Regions from separate parts of the Mus musculus genome. Here region 2 is linked to region 1. The links are chromatin loops, found by intact Hi-C in ENCODE. Cell type or tissue: left cerebral cortex. All regions are shown on one strand.

Region 1 (8,000 bases):
CATGAGGGGAGATTTGAACTTAGGTCTTCATGCTCGTGCAGTGGGTGCTCTTACCCACTGAGCCATCTTTGTAGCCCCCTTAAAAACTTCTTTACTTGGAAATCAAGCTGATAAGTTAGTAATGGAATTTGTCAGTGCTAAGCTTTGGGTATTTATGAAGAATGAAAACATTGAAAACTTTAGGATAGCAGGATTTTTATTCAGCTTATAGGGCCATAATTTTATGAAATAAAAGATAGCAAAAATACCTATAAATTGTGATGTAGATATACAACTTTACAGTAAAAATAGTTGAGCCCAATAGAGGGCTATTTGGAAATTTATGATGATGTATATTTGAAATAGAGACATATTTTAATGGATTGGATTCAATAAAATTGCAGAATTCAGTATTATGTGATAAATTCACAGATAAAATTGTCAACTGAACAATCTACATCAAAAGGTCAAAATCATCTAACATGATATGGAATTTAAAAAATTGTGTTCTGTAGTCCCTGTGAGCTCGATTTTCCAACTCAATGTGTAATGTTCTAGTTGGCCTGAGAAGTTTGGGAGCTTCAACTCTGGAACCTTCCCTGGCTTTCCCCATACCCTCTTTGGAGGATTGGTGGGTGAGAAAGGAAGTCTTGTTAACTTTCTGAGAGGAGGCCACAGACCAAGCTCTGCCCCGTCCCTCCTGCATAGCATCTGCTGACATCTGGCAGGGTAAGTGAGTGTCTTTTTTAACCTGACCTGGGGCCATGGACATGAAGCTAAGGGCCAAGCTGTGAGAGGAAGCTTCCACTCTCAGCTGGCACTGCTTGAGGCCACCCAGATCCAGAACACCGTGTGAAAGACACCTCTAATCTTCCAAGAGTCATCTGCCTTCAAAGAGCTGATTCTGTGCCTTAGTTTTAGTGCATGCAGCAATCAATCTTCAGAGAGTTGGATAAGAGTCCAGCTAACTAACCCTCTTTTGGAAAACTCTATGAACCTATAGAAAACTTAAGTGGAAAACTTCAGGAGGTTATAGTAGAGTGGCCCAGTGTGCAGTGATTTAGAGTCTTAGGTCTTTTCCATTGTGTTTTCCTATCCATGAAACTAGATATAGATGTGATCTGTAGAATTATACTTAGATCCAAATGGACTTATTGTTGTAGTAAACCACAGAACAGCTGAAATACCGTAAGACAAATACCGTAAGACAAATTTCCCGTAGAGCTTCGAAACCATTACAGAGTTGAACCACTCAGTCCAAGGCCTCCTACTTAGATGGTCTTGAAGAACTCACGGTGTCATAGAACACAGCGACACTGCAGCACGCAGATGCCCATTTGCTAACCCTTGCTTTTTCTAACTATCGTGTATAGGTCGTACTTTCATAGGCCTTGGACCTCGAATTCCCCATGACTAATAAATGCTTATGAAATGTAAGATAGATTGTTTATGTGAAATTCTTTTGTTTGTTTGTTCTTATACAAGGACTTATTTTGTAGTTCTGGCTAACCTGGAACTGACTCTATAGACCAGACTGGGTTTGAACTCATAGAGAGTTCTGCCTCTGTCTCCTGAATACCACTGTCATGCTCAGATGGGTCCTTCTGTTTTTCTCTAGTCTATTCAATATTATCAAGTGTAACTTTTTACACACACACACACACACACACACACACACACACACACACACACACATACACACATCCTCATAGACACTGAATTGTTTTCCCCTTTGAATCTCTCTCTCTCTCTGACTCTGTCTCTCTGTCTCTGTCTTTGTCTCTCTCTCCTTCCCTCCCTTCTCCACCTCTATGAATGTGCATACATAGGAGGCCAGTAGTACATGTTTATCCACCCCATGTTTTGAGACAGGGCATTTAGCTGGGACCCGGGCTTACTTGATAAGGTCAGCAAATGCTATGGAACCTCCCCTCTCAGTATCCCCAGCCTGAGACTGCAGATGTGCCTATGCCTAACCCAGTTGTTTATGTGGTTACTGGGGATTTAAACTCTGGTCCATGTACTTGTGCAGCAAGCATTTTATTGAGTGAGCATCTCTGTAGCCCCTCTTCAAACATTTCTACTGTGAGCATATCAAAAAGGAATAATATGGTATTTGGTATTTTGACATGTTTCCCCCAACTCTCTCATATGATGACCTGTCAATTTGGAAACTCTTTAAAGCATCTAGACGCTAAAGACAACCCCTGGACTAACAAGCCAGTGTATTTTTGCATTGATTTTCTAATTATTCTCCTGCCTCCTCTCTTCCCATCTTTCCAGTTTTCTATAGCTCCCAAATTCCCCGGCCAGGTGGCCGGCTGCCTTACTCCACCCTCTTCTCTGGATCCAGAATGCAAATAGTGATTACCTTTCTCATAAAGAGAGATTGAAATCTATTTTGGCTTTGATAAACATTCCTAGGCAATATACACAGAGAAGATTTGCTCCTGGGCTAGGGTCTTAATAGAACTCCATCTTATCAGGCATGTGTGAAGAAATGCTGAGCAGGACTGATTTGGGCTGCCTAATGTGGTAACACCCCTGCCTGGCTCGCTAAGCAGTGAGGCTCTTTAGCCTCGTTGTAACTCACTGAAAGTAGCAGTGCCCTGAGAACTCAAAGGAACAAAATTCAAGCTGCCTGCTCAGTCCTTAAGAAAATGGGGATCCGAACTGCTGTGTACTTGGGAGGCTGGCTTCCCTGTACTTCTTCAGCGACACGTTTCCAGTGGTCTTCTATCAGTTCCCAAACAGCTCCATCAGTTAGGAACTAAGTCTTTGGGAGACCACTCAAGATTTGAACCACGACATCCTCTCCAATCCGCCCCATCTTCCCTTTAATGCCCTTCTGGGCCTTTTGACATTCAGCTGTAGTCTTAGGAGTCATGACAGGAAGATGTTTTGTTCATAGAATCTCCAAAGATGGATGGCTTAGAATTACCATATTACTGAGTTTGGAGGTGGTGACATAGATGGGGCTGCATATTTATATTTCAAACACCCCCACAGAAAGAATCCAAGTGCCAAGAAATCATTTCAGCTTTATATTTCTAAAGGCTACGATAAATAACAGAATCACATAATTCACGGCTTGATAATTATGTAGCATCGGTAATCCCCCACATCTCTCGGCTGACAGATATTACTAAAAAGAGTGATCCAACCCAAAGGACACATGGGCTAAGAAAGCATACTATTAGGATTCTGTGCGAGTGCCTGTTTTTGTAGGGAAAAAAACCTGAGGCTTTTCAATTCTAAACACTGCAAATTTCCACTAATTTAATTCTGTTCCAGCTAAATGACCAGGTAGTTTAGCATTGCCCAGTCTCGGTTTATTTCTTTTGGAGGGTTACTCTCGTCCTCTTTTGGACTTTTTTGCTTTAGAGTGTGTGTGTGTGTGTGTGTGTGTGTGTGTGTGAGCATGCACTCTCGTGTGTGCACACTGGAAATCAGCAGAAAACAGCCAACATCATTCTTTACTTTTATATATTTATAGCTACATCTACATATATACATACATACTCGCGTGCGCACACACACACACACACACACACACACACACACACACACACACACACACAGTGTTTACCTGGGACCCAGGACTTGCAGATTAGTGTAAATAGGGTGGCAGCTAGCGCCAGAAAGGCACCTGCTTATGTTTCCCAGGAACTGGGATTACAAGCCTGCATCACTACACTCAGCATTTCACATGGGTACTGAGGTGTAGAACTCAGGTCTCCATGCGTGTAGCTGGTATTTATTTAATGAGCTATACCCCTCCCTCATTGTTTTCCTTTTGACCCACTCTCTGTCTTGAGGCAAGATTAATCCCCCTTTTGGGTTAGGGGTAGTTACTTTATTAGCTGCCTGGCTGGCTTTAGTATTGGGATGCTGGTTTCCATGAGAATCGACAGAGTTTCTGGGGGAAGTGTGTGCTTGTGGGAAGTGTGACTGATGAAGTCCTGGGCTCTGCAGGGCACGCCTGGTTTGGCACAGTCACTGGAGCTCAGAGGCTGGCTCGATGATGAGTCTGGCTTGCTAGAGTCACTTCTTGCACTTCTTTCTCGGCTGGGGACATTTATTCAGGAATCTCTGCCATGGCAGGCTGAGTGAAAGGGGTCACCTTGGTGTGTATGAAGCAGCGGCTCACATCTATCAATCCCAGATGTGGGCACGGTTAAGCCTGCTGCTTGAGAAGGGACAGACTCATTCCCTGGGCTGAGATTTATCTGATGCCTGCTATCAATTGCACTTAAATCTCCGTCCCCCACCTGCACTTCCTGCTGATGTCTAAGGCCTCTTTTGCACACTTCAAGTATGAAGACTGCAGTTACGGGAGGCAGAAAGGTTGAGTGGAGGTCAGGTCTATAAAAACATCAGGGGAAAGCTTGGGTAGGTTGAAGAATTAGTATAAAAACATTTTAAAACCAGTTTTTCTCTGCCTGGCTGTCTGGCAAAAACCATATTTTTTTCCCCAAAATGAACTTAAATCCAAATAAAAAAAAAGGAATGCTGCCTCTTAGTCTAAGCTAAAGTCACACAGCACCCTACATGTGTGTTTGATTGCGGCCATCTTACATATTGATAAGAATTATAGCATGATTCTTCTCTTTCGGAGATGTGTTTTCTGAGGAGTTGCCACTAACATGGAGAGGCTCTCCCCCCCAGATATGGAACAGGGATATTCAAAGCCGAGCTTCCCCCCTGGCTGCTTAAGGATTGCCTGTCATCAGGAACAGCTTAGAAAGCTAACCTCAGACAGGAAAGTTCATGACCAACACCACTTAAGAGAGATTACATGGTCATCCGTGTCCTTTAGCCTGGGCAAGAAACGGAACGTGAGGCAGAATTTCAGGGAAAAACTGGCCAGAGTACACAATCTCACTTGAGTTTTCTTTGAAGTTGAATTCAGAGCCCATTTTGGTGGTAAGGAGACAACTGGATCCCTTAGATGATGCAAAGAATATTGAATTATGACCTAAGAGGCCTGCATTTAAAAACAAAAACCAAAAAGAACCCCAGGGAAACATTGAAAGGAATGGAAGGAGAGACAGAGGAACTAGAGAGCCTGCAAGGGTTGAGGTTGGTGCGTAAATGTGATGCAGGAGACAGACATTCTAGCTGATGGGCAGAAGGAGGAATACAAACTGGTGCAGTCCCTATGGAAATCAGTGGAAGTTTCTCAAAACACAAAAGCCAGGGAGACCATATGACCCAGCTATATCACTCCCGGGCATGTGCCGGAAGGACTCCACCCCACCCCTGAGATACTTACACATCCCTAGCTATTACTGCTCTTTTATATAAAGAAGAAGGAAATCCAATCATCCTAAATGTCCATAAACAGATAATTAGATGATAAAAAAGTGGTACATGGACACGGTGAGACTTTATTCAACCATAAAGAAAAATGATATGAAAATCTCAGGAAAGTGTATGGAACGGAAAAACAAAATTGTAAGTGGGGTGACAAACCCAGGCTCAGAAGGACAAATGCGGAGTGCTTCTCCTCATATGAGGATCTCAGCTTCTGACTTTTATACACGGATATCTGTGTTTCCGGAGCGAGCGTGTGCAAAGTTCATGATAATAGAAAGGAGATGGGGAGACTTGAAAATGTGGTCTTGAAGAAGAGCGTGGGAGGGTAAGAGAACATTACCCTTACGTGTTACGATAGGGAAAAGGGAACACCGGGGTGGGGGTAGGGGTGGGGGTGTGTGTGTGTGTGTGGCACATGCGCAGAACAGAGCACGTGCAGAACAGCACAGGGAGATGACAGGTTAGGAAGGGAGATCCCCGTAAACCAAGTGTGGCCAGAGACCGTTGCTTTGTTTACTTATTGAACAAAAAGTGACCCAGGGTGAGGAACCCCACAATTTCACAATGACTTTGCAAAACTCTCACAAAAAACGATTGGAAGATTGTGAAATCTTGACCAGGAAAGAGAGGAAAATCCCGAACTAGCCCTTCTTAAGCTTTCTCCAGGGGGCTCTCTTTCCTATACTCCAAGGCAGCCCGGTGCTTCCTTCACTGGAGAGGTCTGAACGTCTGGTATCCGGTCCCATTTTCTAGCGTTCCAGAGCCCAGTCCTTTCTCTCAGCCCAGTGTTTCCCATGCTCCCCTTGGTGGTGAACAACCCCCCCCCCCCCCCCCCCCCCCGGCTTGGCACAGTAGTGATGGGGCGCCCTCTGCCCTTAAATGCTAACAGAACATTACTTTAGTGTTAGGGCTCCCGGGATGCTTGGAATATGCTTTTGTAACAGTCAGCTACTAATGTTTCAGTGTCTTAGACACAGGAGGTTGCGGTGCTTCAAGTCCATGCTCTGCGTCCACATTGTAGGCTGGCTAAGGGACTCTCCCCTGTATCGTGTTCATTTTCCTTAGAATGGCACACCGTTTCATACGTTTTCTGTCATATGAGTTTTCACAGATTGTGGGAACAAGCTTTCCATCATAAAATATCTGAGATAGTCAGTGGAGAGGTGGCTCTTAGTTTTGGAGGGGTGGGGTCTGGGAATCACTAGCCCCATTGTTTGGACCACATTATGGTGGAGAATGTAGAACAGAGTAAAACCAGCCATGTACCCAACAGGGGCCAGGGCTTCAACACAGGAGCACTTGCGGGACATTCTCACCAAACTGCAGCTCAGGTGGATATTTTGCCAAATACTGTGTCTCGGGGCAATCAATATCACCAACATTGCAGGTTCTGAGAGTAATTTCCTGCCTGTCTCATGGTGTAACCTTCATTTTAGATTTCTAGTGTTACAGTAGACTTCCGCATGAGTTCCATTCCCAGGACCCATGTGAAAGAGGCATCTGTGGGAGTGGTGGCACTCGTGGTGCCAGTACTGGGGAAGAAGACACAGGGAGATCCTTGGGTCAGAGTAGCCTGGTAAGTTTCAGGCCAGAGAAAGACTGTCTCCAAATAGCAAGGTTGATCTCTGGCCTTACCTGTATACACAAATATACAAATACACAAATACACACACACACACACACACACACACACACACACACACACACACACACACACACACAGAGGGAGGGAGAGACAGACAAAGACACACAGAAAACAATTAAAAACAATTCTCCATGTCTTAATTGACAAAGGATTATTTCTTAGTGCTATTACAGTAGTTATTTTGGGTTAGGAGACCCAGGCTGATGGATGCCAAATACACACTTTTAGAGTTAGTTGCCAAGGCTAATGTCTCTGTTAACTGTTGTTAAATACAAACAAGTTTTTATCTTAGTAGTGATAAAAATCACTATTCATTTATTTGCTAATTTGCAACTTGGCTTGTGTTTGTTTGGGTGACGGTTATTCTGGCCACTTGAGTACATTGGTTGGTCTCTGTGTGTGTGTGTGTGGGGAGGGGCATTTGGTGCTCGCTGGTCTCACTCACGCGGCTGGGGATCCCTGGGAAAGCTGTGTCTCATTAAGGTGTTTCATCCTTAATGGAATCTGTCCTGGCCTTGAGTGCACCTCAGCTTTGTCCCAAGTAAGAATGAGAGGTCATATGCCAAGGCTTCTTGTGAGCTAGCTCAGATAGCAGGGAAGAAACAAGTTCCAGCGTTTGATGTCAGAAGACTCAGAGAATTTATAGCTATTTTTTAAAGTCCACCATAGAAGGAAAATGAGACTGCAGCATATCACTCACCTGTTCTTAAATCTGTCTGGACATACCAATTGTTCCATTTTCTCACATCCCATAAGCTCCTGCAAGTCATATATGACCATTCTAATCTCAAGGGAGGGTGCAAAGTGGACTCACCTTTGTTTAGCAAGTAGAAAGCTGAAAATATTTGGACATTAGGAATAATGATGTTAATACGTTTTTCTTTTTCTTTTTTTTTCTCTCTCTCTCCTTCCTTCCTTCCTTCCTTCCTTCCTTCCTTCCTTCCTTCCTTCTTTCTTTCTTTCTTTCTTTCTTTCTTTCTTTTTCTTTTTTTTTTCTTTGAGGCAGGGTTTCTCTGTATAGCCCTGGCTGTCCTGAAACTCACTTTGTAGACCAGGC
Region 2 (8,000 bases), 110 kb before region 1:
TTATTGAACCCAGTGATCTCTACACTGGTATTAGTATATCCATAAGAGTCCTGGGAGGCATCATGTATTCCCCAATACTGAGCAAATCTTGAGATGCCAGTAAAAGAAGCCTTTCCAACTGCTCCTCCCTGGATAAAAATCAAAGGATTGAGTTCTGTACAACTGCCATTGACTCCACAAAGCACCCACTTGTGAAAGGGATGCATTCTAAAGTCCTGTATGAAAAGTACCTTTTTCATAACAAATTCCTTCTCTGGGTCATCTATCATGTTGGGAGAAAAGGAAAAGGTTTTACTCTGATCTGCCCAACGAGTGATGGAGGATTGACAATCAGACCAAGGCAGGATCAGCCCTTCATCTTCCAAACTACAATGAGGGGCTATTTTTGGTTGGTGTGGATGTTCTTTGTCTGAAAAGTTAGGTGGTAGAAATGTACCATTAACCCAATTTACCTCGTGCCAAAAGGTCTGATTTGTAAAGGTTATCTCTACATTGGAAGTATCTTGGGTTGTGCTCACCCAACCTCCTCGATGCTCATTAAACTTCCCCAAAGCTCGGGCTGTGAGGTTGATACAATTTCCTGGTCCATTAATTTGAAAACATAAAGAACCCTGTTCTAGTAAAGAGCGATTTTCTCCTAATGGTGCTCGGGTGGGATCATAGGGTAAATATGGCAAATCCACTGTTTTATTAGTAGTAAAGAATTTTGGAAAAACTATAGCATCATGGAGAACTGGCATTGGTTTAGGGAAAGTTGAGAGAATAGCCCATCTCTGCTCGCCCATTATACTAGGAACCTGAGACAAGTTCAGCATTGTCAGGATCAGGAACAGTCCTCAGGAGGTCAGCATCTTCTGCACCATCCTTGATGAATATCCTACGGGTGAGTCGTTCCAGCAGCCAAAATGGGTTGTCTTCACTCTGTGGAAAAACACAAACAGCTCCCCGGGATCTGATTAAGATAGGATCCGGGCCTTTCCACTGACCAGTTAAAACATCCTTCCATTTGACCATTTCTTTTGGTCTATCAGGGTCTGAGCTATGTCGCTCAGCTGCAGAGTGTCCCTGCTCGTCGAGATTCAAAAAATTAAGTGTAAAGAGTGCCATAGATACCACTACTCTTGGCACTGAGGGCAGAGTCTCATCAACTCCCCTTTTTGTTTTATAAGATAAGATTTGAGTGTGCGGTGGGCACGTTCCACAATGCCTTGTCCTTGAGGATTATAAGGAAGGCCAGTCAAGTGAGTGACATCCATTTGATGACAAAATTGTTGAAATTTAGTAGAAGTATATGCTGGCCCATTATCCGTTTTAAGAATTGTGGGCTTGCCCCAAGCACTCCACGCTTCTAGGCAGTGCTGTATAACATGAGAGGCTTTTTCACCTGTTAAAGGTGTGGCAAACATTACACCAGAGCAGGTGTCAATAGAAACATGTAAATATTGATTTCTCCCAAAGGAGGAAATATGAGTGACATCCATTTGCCAGACCTGTAATGGCCTGACGCCACGAGGGTTTACCCCTACATGAGGAGTAGGTAAAAATTGACCACTACCTCTGCACATAAAGCGGAGGTGCACTAGGACCCTGAAGCCGACAGTCCGGAGGCCGAGCAGCAAGCTGGCTTTCGCCAGCAGCTTTTTGCCTTTTTCTGGACTGAGTAGCTTACATTTTATCTTGCTGGTACCTTTCTCCCTTATAACGAACTGCTTCCTCCTCCGAGTCCATTTCTTCAGAGGCGCTAATCCCTTCATCTGGTTCTGAGTTACTAAGAGCTAGCTGCTTAAATTCATCCAGTGGCGGGTAGAGGCTCCTTTCCTTATGTGCCTCTCCAGCTCGATCTCCCTTCTTCTCTCCCTTTCCATCCCTTTTTCTTATCTCTCCCAAGGCATTCTTTCCTTTATATCTCTTTTCCTCGGGCTCAAGGCCCGTGGAAAGGCCTAAATTCTTCAGTGCACTTTGTTTCCTCTCTACTTTTACTTTCTCTCCCCGCTCTACCTCTGATAGACTTTCTTGAATTTCGTCCAGAACTTTCTGCCCCGCTTCTACCATTTGCTGACAATCCTCATAATCGCCGTGCAAACAATCAAAAGGGCTTCTAACTCTGAAGAAATTTCAAGATTGTACGTACCTTGTAGAGCCTTTTGTCCCACGGTTCTGATTCTGCCCCGCGAACGAGGGATCTTCCTTGCGCCGGTGTGATGACAGTTCCCGGGTTCTTCGGCGCCACTTATTGCGTCCCGCTCGACCGGCAAGAAAGACGCAACAAACCAGAATCTTCCGCGGCAAAAGCTTTATTGCTTGCTTCTCAGGAAGATCCCAAACCGGGAAAATGGCGCTGCTTTTATAACCCGCAGCGTGACGTTTCAGCACCTGATATGGCGTGACAGCTCCCGATTCGTTGCTTGCCCATCACCCCACTATTACACCCCGAGAATGGGAGTGACTAGGAGTGAATTCACTCTTGCACCTGCGTACAGGACTTGTTTACTAGTTAGGCACAGCGGAGGCCCGCGCCATCTTATAATGGCGATTGCTCGCGGCACACACGGCTCTCCTCAGAGATTACTGGCGGCACACATGCGATTGCTCGCAGCACGTACCGGCTTTCCACAGGAGAAGATAGAAAGAAGAGAACACTGTTGCTACAGGAACAGAGCTAGCATTGACCTAGACCAAAAGAATTCAGTCACCTGGGGGCATAGATTCTATCTCCAGACCTTGTTCATGGTGAAATTTACTTACTCAGGCAAGAGGTTTGCTTTGCATCCTGACCACAGACTAGTTTTTTTTCCCAGTAGCCACGGCTCATAAACAGGTAGAAGACCCTAGGGGCTCACTTTACAGTTGGGTCCACAGTTCACCCCATAAGCGCTGACCTCAGCTTCGTTCCATCCATGACGCATGCATACAACTTAACAACAGATGCTCCTTGCGAATGTGGTCTGCTTCTGAGAGCAGCAGCTTGCCCCGCTTCCCTTATAAACTCACGGGGGGCTCTATTCTTCTTCCCTTGTTTGAAATATGAGGTTGGTTATACCCTTGCTTTGATTCATAGAACCCTTCGTGAGGAAAAGGCCTTCAGAGACAAGGTGTTTTGACCTTTGACCCTGCCTGGTGATCTTTTTCCTCTTGTTCATGAACCTAACGAGTGAGAGACTGGGTGGCCCACGCTGGGAAATGATTAAAGGTGGCACTTTGCTCCGGTGTGGAGATGTAATCTTATTAATCTGCTATCAGAGTACATCTTGCAGGCAGAGAAATTTAATCTTGGTCACTCTCACATACCATATCTAGACAATTTATTTCCTCCTCACTGATCTAGGTTCTTGGACTATGGGGAAAAAATTCCTGGGCAGCTGCAGAAATTAAGGTGTGAGCTATGATAGGCATACACCCCGTGGCTCTGTGCTGAGCATGGCCATTCGGGACAGCACTTTCGACGACGGTGGTGGGCTAGCCATGGGGGTGAGGCTGCAGGACTTCCTTGGCAGCTAGAGGTCTGTGTGCCTGTGGAGCACAAGTACAGCGGAGTTGTTTATAAACAGCAATCAGGATTCTGTGGGCTCACAGCCAAACTGGCTCCATTTTTTTCTGGTTGTGTATAGGGTGGCTTAAAAAGACCCGCAGTATTTAGTAAATTAGGAAAATTATCTTTTACTCTCCCCCCTGTTATTTTGGAGGGTGGGGACTACTGGTGACCAAACACAGATCTTACACACTCTGTATAAGTGCTCCACCCCTGGGCTGTGTTCTGAGCCCTCTTTTAGGATTTTAGGAGCCCAGGCTCCTCTTAGAACTCAGTCTGCAGGTCAGCTCACTCTGCCTTTAAACTTTGAATCCTCCTGCCTCAGCCTCCTGACCACTTGGGATTACAGGTATGTACTAACAAGCTCTTTCATATTTCAATAATCAATTATCAGGGCATTTCAGAACCTTCATGGGTAGATATTGATAACTAATGTTTCCAGAATTCTTCTTTCTCCATAGTTCTTTGAGTGTCTGCGAGGGACAACTGGAGAGTTGGTAATACTCATGCCAGTAGCCAGTTAGGAACATTACGTTCTTTCTCTTTCCTTTCCTTTCCTTTCCTTTCCTTTCCTTTCCCTTTCCCTTTCCCTTTCCCTTTCCCTTTCCCTTCCCCTTCCCCTTCCCCTTCCCCTTTCCCTTTCCCTTTCCCCTTCCTTCCTTCCTTCCTTCCTTCCTTCCTTCCTTCCTTCCTTCCTTCTTTCCCTCCCTCCCTCCCTCCCCCTTCCTCCCTCCCTCCCTCTCTCCCTTCCTATTTATTTATTTAGTTTCTTATTTATGCTGGCTCACACTCAGGCTCTTTCTTCCTCAGTTTTTCAAGGGAGTATGGGGTAAGCCACCAAGCCTGGTGGAAATTTCTTACATTGTTTTAATTATGTGAACAATGTTTCTACAAGCATTAAAAATATATTCATTTCCTTGAAGTCGATTTTGTTTTTGTCCCACTGGCCAATAGTGCTGACATTCTTCAGAATAGGCCTTGTTTCCCTCACACCGTACTTCATGGTTTCTGAAGTAACACTAATTATCTTCCAATCCAAATTCATACTAGTACACTTCGAGTCGATGCTCAAGCTTTTAAAAGTATTCTAGTGTTAGAACAGGAAATTCTGTGAGATGCAGTTCTTCAGCTGGAAGACAGGGCTCATCACTCAGATACGTGGTGTGGAGGAGCACTCTGTATGGAGGACACGAGAGTGGAGGTGTTGGAAAGGGATGTTGTGTAGCCTCAAAAACCGCCAGCCGAGGTGAGAATGCTGGGCAAAGATGCACATGCCTTTAGTACAAGCACAGAGGGAAGGGCACCTCTCGGGGACTGTGGTCCTTGGGGGGTGGGGTGGGAATCCATGTTGGTGGTGAGCTCTCTCCCTCTGCACACCCGTGTGAGCACATGCATAAACACCTCCAACCTACGACTATCCTATTGTGAACCATAGCTTGAGCTGGTTCGGTAAGCCCTTGAGGAAGAATTCTTTTTTTGCTTTAAGATTTTTTTTTTTAATGTGTGTGAGCAACACACATTAAAACACCCGTTTTGCTTGCTTGTAGGCATGTGCACTGTAGAGGCCAGAAGAGGATGCTCTGTGGAAGTGCAGGCCCTTATGAGCTGCTACGTGGGTGCTGGCAACTGAACCTGGGTCCTCAGCAAGATCTCTCTGCCTCTATCCCGCCTCCCTCCTCACCTTCTTTTCCCTCCTGCCTTTCCTTCCTTCCTTCCCCACATCTAGGGACTAGGATTTATTAACTAACCATATTTAAAAATATTTTTAAGTATTTATTTTTATTTTGCGTGTATGAATGTTTTACTGGCATGTTTGTCTGTGCACCACACGTATCCCTTGTCCCCTTGGAGGCCAAAAGAGGGATTGGATCTGCTGGAATGGGAGTTACAAGTGGTTGTGAGCCATCACGTGTGGCCTGGGAACCGAACCCAGGTCCTCTGTAAAAGCATCACATGCTCTTAACTCTTTTATTTTTATTAGATATTTTCTTTATTTACATTTCAAATGCTATTCCCTTTCCTGGTTTCCCCTCTGAAAATCCCCTATCCCATCCCCCGTCCCCATGCTCACCAACCCACCCACTCCCACTTCCCTGTCCTGGCATTTCCCTACAGTAGGGAATGGAGCCATCACAGGACCCAGGGCCTCTCCTCCCATTGATGTCTGACAAGGCCATCCTCTGTTACGTATGTGGCTGGAGTCATGGGTCCCTCTATGTGTACTCTTTGGTTGGTAGTTTAGTCCCTGGGAGCTCTGGGGACACTCTTGAGCCACCTTTCCAGCCCCAACCTCCACACTTTTACCAGACCTGACTTCTATACAGGGTATCTCTCAGTAGGATAATACCAATATGAAAAGCCCACCAGACCTCTTTTCAGGTAACACTGAGAACTCAGTGGCGAGCAGGGATATTTTATAATTTTCCCTGCAGTGTTAGATTGGGTTGGCTTGGTAGGAAGTACCATGGAGAAGACGGTGTGTGCTTTACATCACCCTAAGAAAAGACACAAACCCTTCCCTTCCGCGCTTCTGGGATGACAAGCCCGAGTGCCTGCTCCATCTGCTCATTTCCATAAACAGCATCAGGACAGGGAGAGAAGAGCTAAAGGGATGCTTTTTGTGGATTTGTAATCTCGGGATAAAATGCAGATCCCGGAAACACATCCGAAGCTCCTGTTTATCCAGAGCGCAAACATCATCGCAGGCACTGTAGTTAGTGGTGAGCATTTCTCAGAGCACTGTCACTCAGGACTCCCACCCAGCCCTAAGGTCCTGTTTGGATCCTCAGGAAGACGTTCTTTCTTGTGCTCACTTTTAGTATTTGATTGATTTCATTTGGTTTTCTAATTTGCTCCCAGCTAATGGAGCCATACCTGGAATGTTTGATCAGCTGGTCCCTGAGTTTTCCTGCCATTTTTAATATGAATTGGATTTACTGCAAAGGAAAGCTCTCCATATTCTTTCTTGCAGATGCAACGTGGATGAGAAGATAGGAAGACTTTTCTTTCTAGCTTGTTGTTGTGGAAGGAGGAGGGGGGAGGGGGGAGGGAGGAGGGAGGAGGGAGGAGGGGGGAGGGGGAGGGAGGAGGGAGGAGGGAGGAGGGAGGAGGGGGGAGGGGGGAGGGGGGAGGGGGGAGGGGGGAGGGGGGAGGGGGGAGGGAGGAGGGAGGAATTGTCCTACCTACCGACTTAGTCCAGGGTTTAACTGCCCAAGGACAGAGTACTCACAAATGGTTAATTTCTAGACCCCCCAACTGCTTCAAGTGAAGAGACTGTCTTACTGGTCTAATTACTCTCTGAAAGCAGGTGGGACTGAGTCCCCAGTCTCTGCAGGAGACTCTCGCCCTCCCCTCCTGAATAGTTAGGCTGAGCCTCCTTTTAAATCCCCCAGCAGCCCTCTCTTCTGGTCGTTGTTATTTTCCTCCCTCACCTCTGGACAGTTCCTCACATTCACTTGAAACATCATCGCAGGAGAACTTGGCTTTGACAGAAGCCTCTCTGAAATTATTTTTTATCCCGTTCTGGCTTGCACTTGAATAATTCTCCATCAACGGCACGTCTGATTGAGTTGGCATCACAAACCCTTTTGTATGCTAGGCTTTTTTTTTTCCCTTCAAGAAATATTAAAGTCTGAATAAAATTGGAATAGCTGCCTGGTAATGATCTCATTATGTATAAATACAGAAGTGCTCGCAGGGGAGATAATGACTCCAGGACTCAGGTATGCCGCGAATACCTATTATCTTCCAAGGAGTCAGCTGCATCGAGCACACACGCTCCCCCAACATCCCTTTCAGTTTGAGGTTCAAGTCACAGAGAACGAATGGCTGATTGAAGCTGGGAATAGGGCTTCTCCCCTCCCCCGCCATGACATATGTTCCGAGATGAAAGGGACCTGGGCTGTGTGTTTACTCTTCATTTGGGGCTTCACATGTTCTGACTGATCGGAAAGACAAAAAGGCAGAAGGAGAGACATTTGGTGCTGGCTGAAACCCATATCCATTCTCGATGTGAGTTTCCTCGTTTGGTGCGGATAATTGTGATGAGACAGTTCTGGGGATAGACGCTACTAAAGGCTTTTTAAAAATAACAGGCCTGTCACCCAGTTTGAGTTCTTATGCAGCAAAAGAACAAACCCAGATGGAGGCAGTAGGAAGGCTGCAGGGTGGGAAAGGCCCCCTGAATGTGGGAGGCGACTGGTTATTAGTCCCAGTCATCTTTCCCAGCAGCCAGGATATAAGGAGATGTGTTCAGCACATTACAGAGAAAAATATATGGACATGTACATGCACACACAGGCTTCAATTCCCAATATGGGCTAAGCATCTCTGGAAAAATCTTTTGTTATTAGCATCAAAAGAAGGAACTGAGTGCAGTTGAGAGTGATAGGCTCAGACTCTGTTGTTGCCAAAGTCCCTGTTAGATCCTAAAAGGACCATTTATCTAAGGGTGGGGCTGGGGGGGCGTCAC

Evidence for each region. Hi-C counts contacts between places; a loop is a spot of excess contacts. Peaks named below come from ENCODE experiments on the same cell type or tissue, not always from the same donor. Only the 100,000 strongest peaks of a DNase experiment are listed, where the experiment ranks them.
Region 2: it touches region 1 in a loop (2.0-fold over the local background); 5 of 42 quality-filtered maps call a loop at or near these places.

What each region holds. Positions count from the first base shown.
Region 1 is chr3:50,988,823-50,996,822 of GRCm38, reverse strand. No RefSeq gene overlaps it. Among named protein-coding and RNA genes, the nearest start is that of Gm35756, 50 kb to the left of the region's middle. In left cerebral cortex, no CTCF peak of the experiment used is centred here; DNase peaks (open chromatin) are centred at 2,979 and 3,939.
Region 2 is chr3:51,095,669-51,103,668 of GRCm38, reverse strand. No RefSeq gene overlaps it. Among named protein-coding and RNA genes, the nearest start is that of Gm29230, 10 kb to the right of the region's middle. In left cerebral cortex, a CTCF peak has its summit at 4,675; DNase peaks (open chromatin) are centred at 6,087 and 7,559; H3K4me3 peaks cover 338 bases; H3K27ac peaks cover 2,165 bases.